Linked DNA regions of Mus musculus: regions 1 and 2 are each linked to region 3. The links are chromatin loops, found by intact Hi-C in ENCODE. Cell type or tissue: heart. All regions are shown on one strand. Region 1 overlaps Astn2 (astrotactin 2). Region 2 overlaps Astn2 (astrotactin 2). Region 3 overlaps Astn2 (astrotactin 2).

Region 1 (4,000 bases), 130 kb after region 3:
TGAAGACCCAGAGATGAACCCACACACCTATGGTCACTTGATTTTCGACAAGGGAGCTAAAACCATCTAGTGGAAGAAAGACAGCATTTTCAACAAATGGTGCTGGCACAACTGGTTGTTATCATGTAGAAGAATGCGAATCGATCCATACTTATCTCCTTGTACTAAGGTCAAATCTAAGTGGATCAAGGAACTTCACATAAAACCAGAGACACTGAAACTTATAGAGGAGAAAGTGGGGAAAAGCCTTGAAGATATGGGCACAGGGGAAAAAATTCCTGAATAGAAGAGCAATGGCTTGTTCTGTAAGAACGAGGATTGACAAATGGGACCTCATGAAACTGCCAAACTTCTGCAAGGCAAAAGACACCGTCAATAAGATTAAAAGGCCACCAACAGATTGGGAAAGGATCTTTACCTATCTTAAATCAGATAGGGGACTAATATCCAATATATATAAAGAACTCAAGAGGGTGGACTCCAGAAAATCAAATAACCCCCTTAAAAGATGAGGCTCAGAGCTGAACAAAGAATTCTCACCTGAGGAATACCGAATGGCAGAAAAGCACCTGAGAAAATGTTCAACATCCTTAATCATCAGAGAAATGCAAATCCAAACAAACCTGAGATTCCATCTCACACCAGTCAGAATGGCTAAGATCAAAAATTCAGGATACAGCAGATGCTGGCAAGGATGTGGAGAAAGAGGAACACTCCTCCACTGTTGGTGGGATTGCAAGCTTGTACAACCACTCTGGAAATCAGTCTCGTGGTTCCTCAGAAAATTGGACATAGTACTACTGGAGAATCCAGCAATACCTCTCCTGGGCCTATATCCAGAAGATGTTCCAATTGATTAGAAGGACACATGCTCCACTATGTTCATAGCAGCCTTATTTATAATAGCCAGAAGCTGGAAAAAACCCAGATGCCCCACAACAGAGGAATGGATACAAAAAATGTGGTACATTTACACAATGGAGTACTACTCAGCTATTAAAAAGAATGAATTTATGAAATTCATAGGCAAATGGTTGGACCTGGAGGGCATCATCCTGAGTGAGGTAACACAATCACAAAATAACTCAAATGATATGTACTCACCAATAAGTGGATATTAACCCAGAAACTTAGTATAGCTAGATATAAGGTACAATTTGCAAAACACATGAAACTGAAGAAGAACGAAGACCAAAGTCTGGACACTTTGCCCCTTCTTAGAATTGGAAACAATCACCCATGGAAGGAGCTACAGAGACAAAGTTTGGAGCTGAGACAAAAGGATGGACCATCCAAAGACTGCCATATCCAGGATCCATCCCATAATTAGCCTCCAAACGATGACACCATTGCATACACTAGCGAGCATTTGCTGCAAGGACCATGATATAGCTGTCTCTTGTGAGACTAGGCCGGGGCCTAGCAAACACAGAAGTGGATGCTCACAGTCAGCTATTGGATAGATCACAGGGCCCCCAATGGAGAAGCTAGAGAAAGTATCCAAGGAACTAAAGAGATCTGCAACCCTGTAGGTGCAACATTATGAACTAACCAGTACCCCAGAGCTCTTGACTAGCTGCATATGTATCAAAAGATGGCCTAGTTGGCCATCACTGGAATGAGAGGCCCATTGGACAGGCAAACTTTATATGCCCCAGTACAGGGGAACACAAGGGCCAAAAAATGGGAATGGGTGAGTAGGGGAGGGGGGGGGAGGGTGTGGGGGACTTTTGTGGTAGCATTGGAAATGTAATTGAGGAAAATATGTAATAATAATAATAATAATAATAATAATAATAATAAAACAAAAAAACAAAAAAGAAAGATGAAGATGGGAAGTCTGAAGTTTTATAAAGAAAATACAGGCTTTGAAAAGCCTCTGCTGCACCTCTCTCTCTCTCTCTCTCTCTCTCTCTCTCTCTCTCTCTCTTTCTTCAAGTCCTCTGGCTTGATTCCACTATCTCTATCCTCTGCATATTTCTTTGCCAATGGAAAGGATTGTGCAATTACTAATTTTATCTGCCAAATGACTTTCCATTTTAATTCAGACAAACCCAGAGTTTGTCCATGACTCTTAAGGAAGGAACTTTTTATGACATACTCTGTGATTATCATCGCTGACCCTCTAGACTGGAGAATCCCATTAAATGACCAGAGAAGCCAAGTCTCCATATATAACATAGATTCGTTCAGTTTCTTTTTCCCCTCAGATGTCAAACCCCGAGAGAATCAAAGAAATTCAAGACTAAGAAGGCATCATGCAATGCAAGATGTTTGTAGTCTTCCTTCTCTTAGCTTCATTTTTCTCTAAGGTAAAGTGATGCTTACAACATCAAGTCTCCTTGCCAGATAGGATTGGAGTAGACAGACTTAAAAGGGGATGTGTAAGTATATTTTGAACTACAAATTGCTGCACAAAGAGCAATGCTTGTTGCTTAATGTTTTAGAATGTAACAAAACTACTCAACCAAAAGAAACTAATTGAGAGAAAAGAAATGTATCATTATTTAAACTATGAGGGAAAATCCTAAATTCTTGCAAGTGGCTGCCTCTCTTTGTATCTATTTATCTCTCTCTTGCTGTCACCCATCCATCATCACCTATCATCTATTTATCTACCTACTACATACATACTACATAGGTAGCTACCTATAGTCTCTTCATTACCACCCAAAATTGACTGCATTTAATAATTTCCCTCCAAACACCTTTTCTTATTGCTAAATTCTTGTGGACTGAAGAGAAATGAAATACATAAAATTCTGAGTCATCTATGGCCAAATCATTAAAACATTATTTAGCAATTACACTTAATGTACAGGACATTTTAGAGTGATTTGAATAAATTCCCTGAAACCACTTGTCTTTTAGTCCTATTCCTATAACCACCTTTCGCTAACACATTACCACAAGCCAAGAAAAGAAAAAGAAATTCAATCAAATAATACCAAATACTGAAAATATTGTGGAAGCATTAATTCAGAAACCAAGAAATAACTTCCTAAGAGTTTTAAAAAATGGCAAAAAATACTACTTTCTCTTTTGAATCTGAATGTTCAAGTAAAAAAAATAACTAAATTATGGGGGAAACATAATATATGTAGTTAGTGTTAAGCATCTGCTATATACCAAAGTCTGAACACAGAAGATATTGACATCATATTCTTACTGTTTAATTATTTATTCCTTGGAAACTTCCTTCATGAAAACAATATATTTAAAACCATATCTTTCTCCTTTCATCAACTCTCCTGGATTCCTTTTATGTCATCTTCCTTTTATATATTTTATAATCCACTTTGTACAGCAAATAGTGCCAATATACTCATGGATTTAGTGTTATCCACTGGAAAATCATCACCCTACCATGAACCATATCAGGAAAGAAAATTACCATTTTTTAAAATGAACTTATACTCTAGCAAGGGATAGATACCAAGTTAAATACTATAACTGGTATAAAACAGAGTAGGAGTATAACAAGGACAATTAGTGGGTCTGGTGGTCAACTTATGCCTTCTCCTGAGGAATGAACAGTTGGACTGACATCAATCTTAGCCTTATAAAAGAGCTTTATTATTATTGATTTGTTCTTTGATAAATTCATACATGTATACAGTAATTTTAATAATATCCCATTTTAAGCCCCCCCCCAAGACTCTTTGTCCTCTGTCCATCTTTAGTTTGTCCTTTTACAATCACTTATTCCTATTAGTACTGCCCATGTATGCATAGACTTACTATCATCCACCAAACAACATGATAAATTGTCAAGGGCCCTATCCCTGAAGAAACTGACTTTTCCTTACCTAGTAGTCCAGGAATTTCAATTATTCCTTAATCTAGAAGGGGGTGGGGGCTTCCTGAGTGCCCCCATCTCCATTAAACCAGTCAAGATTTAGTCTCTTTATTTTTCTTTTCTTCCTCCTTCTACTCTCCTCTTCCTCTTTCTCCTCCTCCTCCTCTTTTTTCTTCTTCTAATACTTAAATCATAAAAGCT
Region 2 (4,000 bases), 140 kb after region 3:
TTCAACATGATGCCCATCCCTATCACAGTAAGTCTTTCCAAGAAATACAAATTTATCCTAAAATCCACATAGGTTAGGAAAAGAAAAAGAAGAGCTGATATCTTTATATAACAATAGAAAGGTGAGGGTGTAGCCCTATGTGATATCAACACATTAAACAGCTATAGAGCAGCAGGTTACGAGAAGGGGAGTTGGAGAGGCCTGACTTAGGGAGGACGGTGCTTTTATGAAGCAGGGAGGCGTAGAGGAACTCTGGGATGTAGACAGAAGCAAATACCCTCATCAGTACTCAGCACAGACTCCATAGTTAAAATCAAGAATGACAGGCAAATTCTTTTTAAAAAATGTAGAAGGAGACAGAAAAGCCCCATTAAGACATCAGGATAGTGGAAGACAGTCAGGGATTTCACAAGAAGCATAAGGTATGAAAATGCAGCAACCAAAGGAAAATACTGGAGTTAGAAATTATTCTCATCACAGAAAAGAAAAGTTTTAGACTAGAAAGTATTTTCAGGTGACAAAGACCTATTCACCTTTAAAATTTTTGATAATTGTCATTAATTATAAAGAGTCTTTGCCAATCAGCTAAAGAAAGAAGCAATAAAAGCAATTTATCAGAAAAATGTGTGAAAGTTATACATCAGGAAACTGACATGAAAATGGAAGTTTTAATATAAGAAAAAAATATTAAGCTTGTTAGAAATCTCTGGCATGCAAATTAAATCTATATTGAAGTTATACTTCCACAAGCTACAGACTTGTAAAATATAGATTGTCTGATTAATGTTATCAAGGATGCAGTGAAGTGCAAGTTTTATATAAAGTGATAGAAATGTAGAAAGTTTTAAAATCAAAGGGCAATTCTAGATATTAGCATTAACATGAAGCAAAACATTTAAATGAGTAGGAAACATCTTTACCATAAAAAGCAATAAAATCTGCATAAATGGCAAGCTATATTATTCAATAATGTATTTGTAAGAAATAAGATATGTACCATATTTTTGTTATGACTAGGGTGAAAAGAATACCATTGTATATTATTATAATGCTTATTACATAGTTGTAGCAATTTATAATTGAAAAATAATACAATGCTCAGGATGTTGTTTCTTTTAGTTTTAGCACATTTAGACTTTGTTATGTTATTTTAAGTATGCAAATCTTTTGACTGCATGCATGCATGTGAGCCAAGTGCATTTATGGTACCCACAGAGTCCAGAGGAATGTATCACATGCCCTGAAACTTGAATTATTGACTGTTGTGAACTACCACATGGATGCTGGGAATTGAACCCTGGGCCTCATGAACATAAGTGTTCTTAACTGCATAGTCATCTCTCCAGGGTATACAATAAAATTTTAAAGGTGTAATTGCAAAAGGGAAGTAGATAGACAGATATAAATGTGAACGAACAAGAATGATATGTATTTAAAATGATACTTAGACATTTTTGTATTTCCAAGCAGATACTGAGCATCCTAGAAAATCTCTCTCTCTCTCTCTCTCTCTCTCTCTCTCTCTCTCTCTCTCTCTCTCTCTCTCTCTCTCTCTCTCTCCCTCTCTCTCTCCTCTTTCTCCCTCTCTCTCTCTCCCTCTCTCCCTCTCTCTCTCTCTCCCTTTCTCCTACTCACAATGGTTATGGTAACCAAATGTCCAAAAAGCTAAAACAACTCTCCAGAGAACACATCAATTTCAATGCCCTTAAAATATTGACCTGGGTCAATGTTACCATGCTGTGTCTACCACTGTATATTTTATGATACTACAGTGAATTGCTTCAATGTTAGTATTAAAATAGCATATATGTAAGCAAGCAGTGTATGTGTTATAAACTATTCAGAACTTAAAACTAGGCTTTGTATGTCCATATCCCTACTTTACCTATAAAGAATTTGATGATGTTAAATACATCATCTTTATGCTACAGTGATGAAGTATAAATATCATGAATAGATCTTTAGCAGCCTGGCTTTCCACTACCTTATGTTATGTCATTCTACTAAAAATCAGGAGCCCAAAATCCACTCCATGCCCTCCAGGTGAAGATGCCCAGATCTGAGTTCTCCAGAAGTTACATTTCTATGTTAGCTCATTGCTTGAAACAGTACTTCTTTTTCCTGTTTATGTATGGACAGATAGCTAGACTGACAGAGCTATAGATATTCTCCCCAGGGAACTGAAGATGCCTCATATTTTCCAAATATTTCAAGGCAAAATCTGAAATATCTTACTCTAGAAAGGAATGAAAAAACTGACAATTTTCAGACACCAATCACAGGAGCCACATTTTCACCATTGGACACCTTTTACCTGGGAAGATTCCTAATGCCACTGGTACACAGGACACTATAACCACTTGTGTTTATACTCACGAGGACTGTCAAGGTGACATGCAACAATCCCATAGCTGTCTTGCTAGCTCATTCTCTAAACACATACTTCTGCAGCGACAGGGACCTTTCAGACCCTGAATCTCAACTTGTTCCTCATATGCTCCACTCCATAACAGGGCTTCACTTATCACTTTTTTGTTTGTTTGTTTGTTTGGCTGGTTGGTTTATTTTGGGTTTTTTTGAGACAGGGTTTCTCTGTGTAGCCCTGGCTGTCCTGGAACTCACTCTGTAGACCAGGCTGGCCTTGAACAACTCAGAAATCCACCTGCCTCTGCCTACCAAAAGTGCTGGGATTAAAGGCGTGCGCCAACACTGCCTAGCTTCACTTAACACTTAAGGCAAGACCTCTCCTTATCAAGAAGACTGCTAAGGTCTCTTGCAATCTGGACTTTGGTGAGAGCTCCCACCTCAACAACCGAATTTCTCCTTTTTTATTTTTTTTCCTTCATCCCATGGTACAACTTGCTATAGAACCTGAAAGATAGCTTTTGTGAGGTCCTCCCAGATATACATGAACAGATCCTCCTCATTCTTTATCTACTCACCATGATACCACCACCCTGCGTTTTGGTTTCTATGAAGGGGTTCATGTGATTATTGGTCAATGATATCAAGTAGGCTAAAAGTTCCATGAAGACAAGAACTTCTCCATTTTGATCTCTCTTCTGTCCTCACCATCTGAATTGTGTCACACACAAAAAAATCCATCTAGATTGAATTTGTACCTGGTGTTTATAAGTGAGTAGAATAAAGCAAGATAGAAGAGAGAGAGAGAGAGAGAGAGAGAGAGAGAGAGAGAGAGAGAGAGAGGACACTTAAATTTTACAAATGTATTATGTGGGCATTCCTAAGCACATTGCCCTCAGGGCTCCCTGTCTTGAAGTCATGAAGGCATGTGATTTCTGTCCTATATAAAGGATCAACATTGAAAAGATCAGAAGAGCCGGGCAAGGGTGGAGCATGCCTTTAACCCCAGCACTTGGGAGGCAAAGGTAGTTCAAGGCAAGCCTGGTCTAAAGAGTGAGTTCCAGGTCAGCCAGGGCTATACAGAGAAACCTTGTCTCAAAAGAGAGAGAGAGAGAGAGAGAGAGAGAGAGAGAGAGAGAGAGAGAGAGAGAGAGAGAAGAAGGGGAGGTGAGGGGAGGGCAGGGGAGGGGAGGGGAGGGGAGAGGAGAGGAGAGGAGAGGAGAGGAGAGGAGAGGAGAGGAGAGGAGAGGAGAGGAGAGGAGAGAAGAGAAGAGAAGAGAAGAGGAGATCAAAAGAAAGTTACCCAGGGCTCCTACTTAATAGCTTAAGCATAAGTGCATAAGAGATAAATACATCCTATGAGGAACTACATCAGGAGACAAGAATCTAGGTCTCTGGTGTTAGAAAAAGAATGGGAGCAACTGCCCCAAACAACCATGCACTGCAGTCCTTGCCATTAAAATCGAATTAACAAAGGCACTGAGAAGGAGGAAGAGGGGAATCAAAGCATCAGACTCTAGCCTACTTAGAGCATCATAGACCTAGTTATGTTGTATCACACACACACACACACACACACACACACACACACACACACACACACACACATCTTGCAGACAAAGGTCCTCAGCTCACC
Region 3 (4,000 bases):
TCTATGTCGTAGAGTAATTTCTTTGACATCATGGTTTTTATTAATCCTCTTTATAGCACAATTTATTTTCCTAGTGAGAAAGGCAAGGAATGTAGGGAAAAACAGCACTGTTTGTCTGAGAGCATCATGATCATAGAAGGTGGAGCCTGGGTGAAGACCCAGTTCGTTTGGCATGCACAACCCAGTGAGAAGCATTGCATCAGTGGGAAGCAGTTCCTGCAGGATTTCCCATAATGTGTGCTTATCTATTGCCACACCTATACCCAATGCCATGCTTTAGATCAACCAAGATGTCCACTCCTATGCTCTAGATGTCATTTGATCATCTTTTTCCCCTCAGACTAGAAACCACTTCTAGACTGTATCATTTAAACTGTACGCATCACTTAAAAGGGAGTTCTCTTTCAACACCTTCATTCCATTGGGTTTATAACACTTTGAATTGCTCTCTGCCTCAGAAGCTTCTGTAGAGTTTGGTAAAAATACTTTAAACCCTACCTATAATCTATTAAATAAGGATGATGAGATAGGGTTGAGAAGAATGATTTCAACGCAAAATTTCTCTTATCCACAAATTATTAACTTTTGTTCCTATAAATGGAGAATCATGGCAAGGTCTAAAAATCAGATAGATTCAAAGTGTAAGAATAAATGAGGGATTGAATGATCACCTAACTAGGATAGTCACAGTACACTCTCCAAGGCCAGGCTCAGAGAACATTACGAAGAGGCTCAGAAAGAATATATGAGTCAGGAGACCTGGAGAAGAACTGCAAAATACTACCCTTCGAGCCTAACACTGTCATTGCAAACATGGTCTCACAGCCACCACTGTGGCCCACACTGGGTCTGTATAGGACTGGGTCTATCAGCAGTTTTTCTTGAGTCAGTGAGAGAGTGGTTACACCCTACCTCTCCATGTTAGACTATTCAGTATCAATACATCCTAAGAGAGGGATATTCATTATCTCCAATCAGCATTGAAAGGTAAGCACATCAGACTCCAACTGATAGCTCCAAACTCGTGGACACACTTAGACTCTGGTTAAAGCCAGTGAGTAAGAATAGAAAGGAAAAGACGTGAATTGTGAAGTGGGCTTGTAAGAAGGAATGGGAGAAAAGGGTGGGATGAGAGTTAAGAGAATGTATTATATATGTATAAAATTGGGGAAAAAAATAAAGCAAAAAAACCTCAAAGTTGGGACTGAGGAGATCGCTCAGTGGGTTCCTTGTTTCACAAGCAAAAGAACTGTGTTTGGATTCCCAGAATCAACTTCTTAAAACTATAGTGCGATGCTGCAGCACACAAACCAGTTGGAGGTCTTCAGGTGCATTGAGAGTCTGTGATTCCTTAAGTAACATGGAGAGGGAGAGAGGAAGGTATTGGACATCAATATTTGGCATGTTCATGCACAGGCAGACATACTTCAGACACGCACACATGCTCACGTATGCACAAACATTCATCACATAAATATACCCCCATCCACAATTAAAAACACAATGTAAAGCTCAATACCTATTGGAATCTGGGCTTATGACTCTAGTCATATGTGAAATACATTCTTTCATTTTTTAAAAATAAACCAAATAAAGGCAGTAATATTATTTTTTTTACACATTACACATTAATTAGGACTCTACATAAAGCCAGAAACTTCATCTGGAGTCATGTCTTTATCAGTTAATCAGGAAGACAATGGATGCAGAGAACGGTAACCTGTCTCTGAACCATCACTTTTACTATTGCTCTGCACCAGGCACACCACGGTGGAGGTTCTCAAGGATGTCTGGTTGCCTCAAAAGCCAACCAACCCTGCTGCACTCTTTCCGATGAAGTTCAAGCTTCATGGAACAGCTTTAAAGCACAACCAAATTAACTTATGTAGATTTTCATTATGCACTTGCTATGTCAAGTATAACTCTAATTCAAATATATCACATCATAAAGCATTAGCTGAGGCTATACTTAGGAAAAACTGGTTTGTAGCTTAGTCACCCTTTAAGTAGTCTTTGTTAGGCTACAAATCCACTTGGGTCTCATCTGAGCATCCGGATATCTAAGAATGATATTGCAGTGCTTTTGATCCACTGTAAGACATATCAACTTTTATAGGCTAGCCTGGGAACTTTACCCCCTTGTGTATACAACATGCTTGTCTTTGTGAGAAAACGCCCCAAGTATGCCAAAAGCTCTCACAGATCAATTGCTGGCAATACAGTGTGCTCCTAGGTTGGGGTCCTAGCAGTTGTAGAACAAACTTACTAGAGATCTGGGAATCCACAGGGCTACATGAGCTGGACAAAAGGCGAGCCAGCTGAGAGCTATAAATAGCATGCCAAGTCACCCTAATAAGCTTCCTACCCACTGGGGCCTCTCCAACAGCTTTCGCTTTTGGAAACATGAAAGCAGCTGAAAGGATTGTTTTCCCGAGAGCTTTTTGGCTGCCCTGAGCATGTCAGGGGACTTTGCTGTTTCTAATTATCTCCCTTTATGTTCAGGCCGAGACTTGTTAATACAATAAAGTGGCGTTTCCAGGACACGCTCACAACGCTGAAACATTTCAAGGTGTTTTACAAGCAGAAGATCATGTTAAATCAAATCAAATAGCAATTAAAGATTAATACTGGTGTAAGAGAGCTGTTATCATGGTCCAGCAGGGGCCTCTGGGAGAGTTGAGGTTTCCTCCAAGCCGCTGTACTCTAGCTTCCACTCAGACTGCTTTGTGAGGATGGAATAGAGGGAAGAGTCTTGGCCTGAGTCTTGGGGCTCTAGAAAATCTATGTTGGAAAGCTATTAAAGGAAACTACAGATTATTTCTGATATTACAATTGGAGAAATTCCTAGAGGGAAAGGATGACCTTGTATCACCTCAATTAAAAACTAGAAGGTAATAAATAAAACAATTTAAAAAAAATAATGCACAGGATGAAAGGTATAAGGTACTTGGTGCTTTAACAAAAATATTCAGTTCCTGGTATCTAGCTGCTGTCTAATTTTCTTTGAACTTTATCTCTGCTATCTGCTTACCATGGAATGAAGTAAGTCCTTCAAAGATGTCTCTATGGAATACTGTGCATGATGAATGTATTTGGAAAGTGGGGTTTTGTGGATGAATGTAAGTTCACTATTAGAAGCTGAGATCATCCTGGATTTAGGATAAGCCCTAAATCGAATGTCTACATCCAAATATGAGACAGTATGGTAGAGAAGACTAAAGCACTGAACTTGGGGTCAAATACACCTGGGTAAAAGTTCTAATCCTCCAGTTGTATCCTAAGGGGTTAAATCTCTCTGAATTTCAGATCCTTTTCTTTCATATGTGATTTCAAAGGTTAGATTTGGGCCTGCAGAGATTGTTTGTAAGTGCACTTGTTGCTGTTCCAGAGAAGGTGATCATAGTTCCCAGCAGCACTATAGAGTGACCTATAATCACTTCTAACTCCAGTTACTAGGGCCATGATGCTCTCTGCTGACCTCAGCAGGCATCCACACATATATGGCAGATACATCAACAGTTACTCATACAAATCAATTAAACCAATAAAATAAATTTTACAAAAAGATTAAAGAAACCTTTATGTGTATTTGGCACAAGAACTCCATTTTACAACATCAGCATTCCTACTTAACAAATTAGGAGCTTGAGATGAAGGGAAGAGAAGTGTTGGGGTGGTGCTGGCAGCATCAGTGCTGAGCTTTGGATTTAGGGACTTCCAAGCAGGTGTTCACCAACACCTCGTTCTCTTTCGCAAGTCTCACTGCTGCACCAGCAGGGTCTCACCAAAACCGTTTACTGAATGAATGATAGGAAAATAATTCTACTCTTTTCAAGAATGAAGACACTTTAGAGTAGCACATACATTTGAATTTGTCTTTGTTCAGTTTGCAGGCTCTTCTGGAGACCTCTACATCCACATCTGATCCAGACTTCTCAAGTCTCAGCTGGTTTGAGGACCTGTGCATCTCAGGACGAGGAGTATGAAAACAAACATCTTC

The links. A loop is a pair of places that touch in the nucleus more often than their neighbours do. Peaks named below come from ENCODE experiments on the same cell type or tissue, not always from the same donor. Only the 100,000 strongest peaks of a DNase experiment are listed, where the experiment ranks them.
Region 1: it touches region 3 in a loop (2.8-fold over the local background); 2 of 42 quality-filtered maps call a loop at or near these places.
Region 2: it touches region 3 in a loop (1.8-fold over the local background); 2 of 42 quality-filtered maps call a loop at or near these places.

Annotation. Positions count from the first base shown.
Region 1 is chr4:66,152,559-66,156,558 of GRCm38, forward strand. The region is part of intron 3 of Astn2 (astrotactin 2); the gene reads right to left. Among named protein-coding and RNA genes, the nearest start is that of Astn2, 250 kb to the right of the region's middle. In heart, no CTCF peak of the experiment used is centred here; no DNase peak of the experiment used is centred here.
Region 2 is chr4:66,162,844-66,166,843 of GRCm38, forward strand. All of the region lies in intron 3 of Astn2 (astrotactin 2), which reads right to left. Among named protein-coding and RNA genes, the nearest start is that of Astn2, 240 kb to the right of the region's middle. In heart, no CTCF peak of the experiment used is centred here; no DNase peak of the experiment used is centred here.
Region 3 is chr4:66,023,177-66,027,176 of GRCm38, forward strand. All of the region lies in intron 5 of Astn2 (astrotactin 2), which reads right to left. Among named protein-coding and RNA genes, the nearest start is that of Astn2, 380 kb to the right of the region's middle. In heart, no CTCF peak of the experiment used is centred here; a DNase peak (open chromatin) is centred at 2,305; H3K27ac peaks cover 885 bases.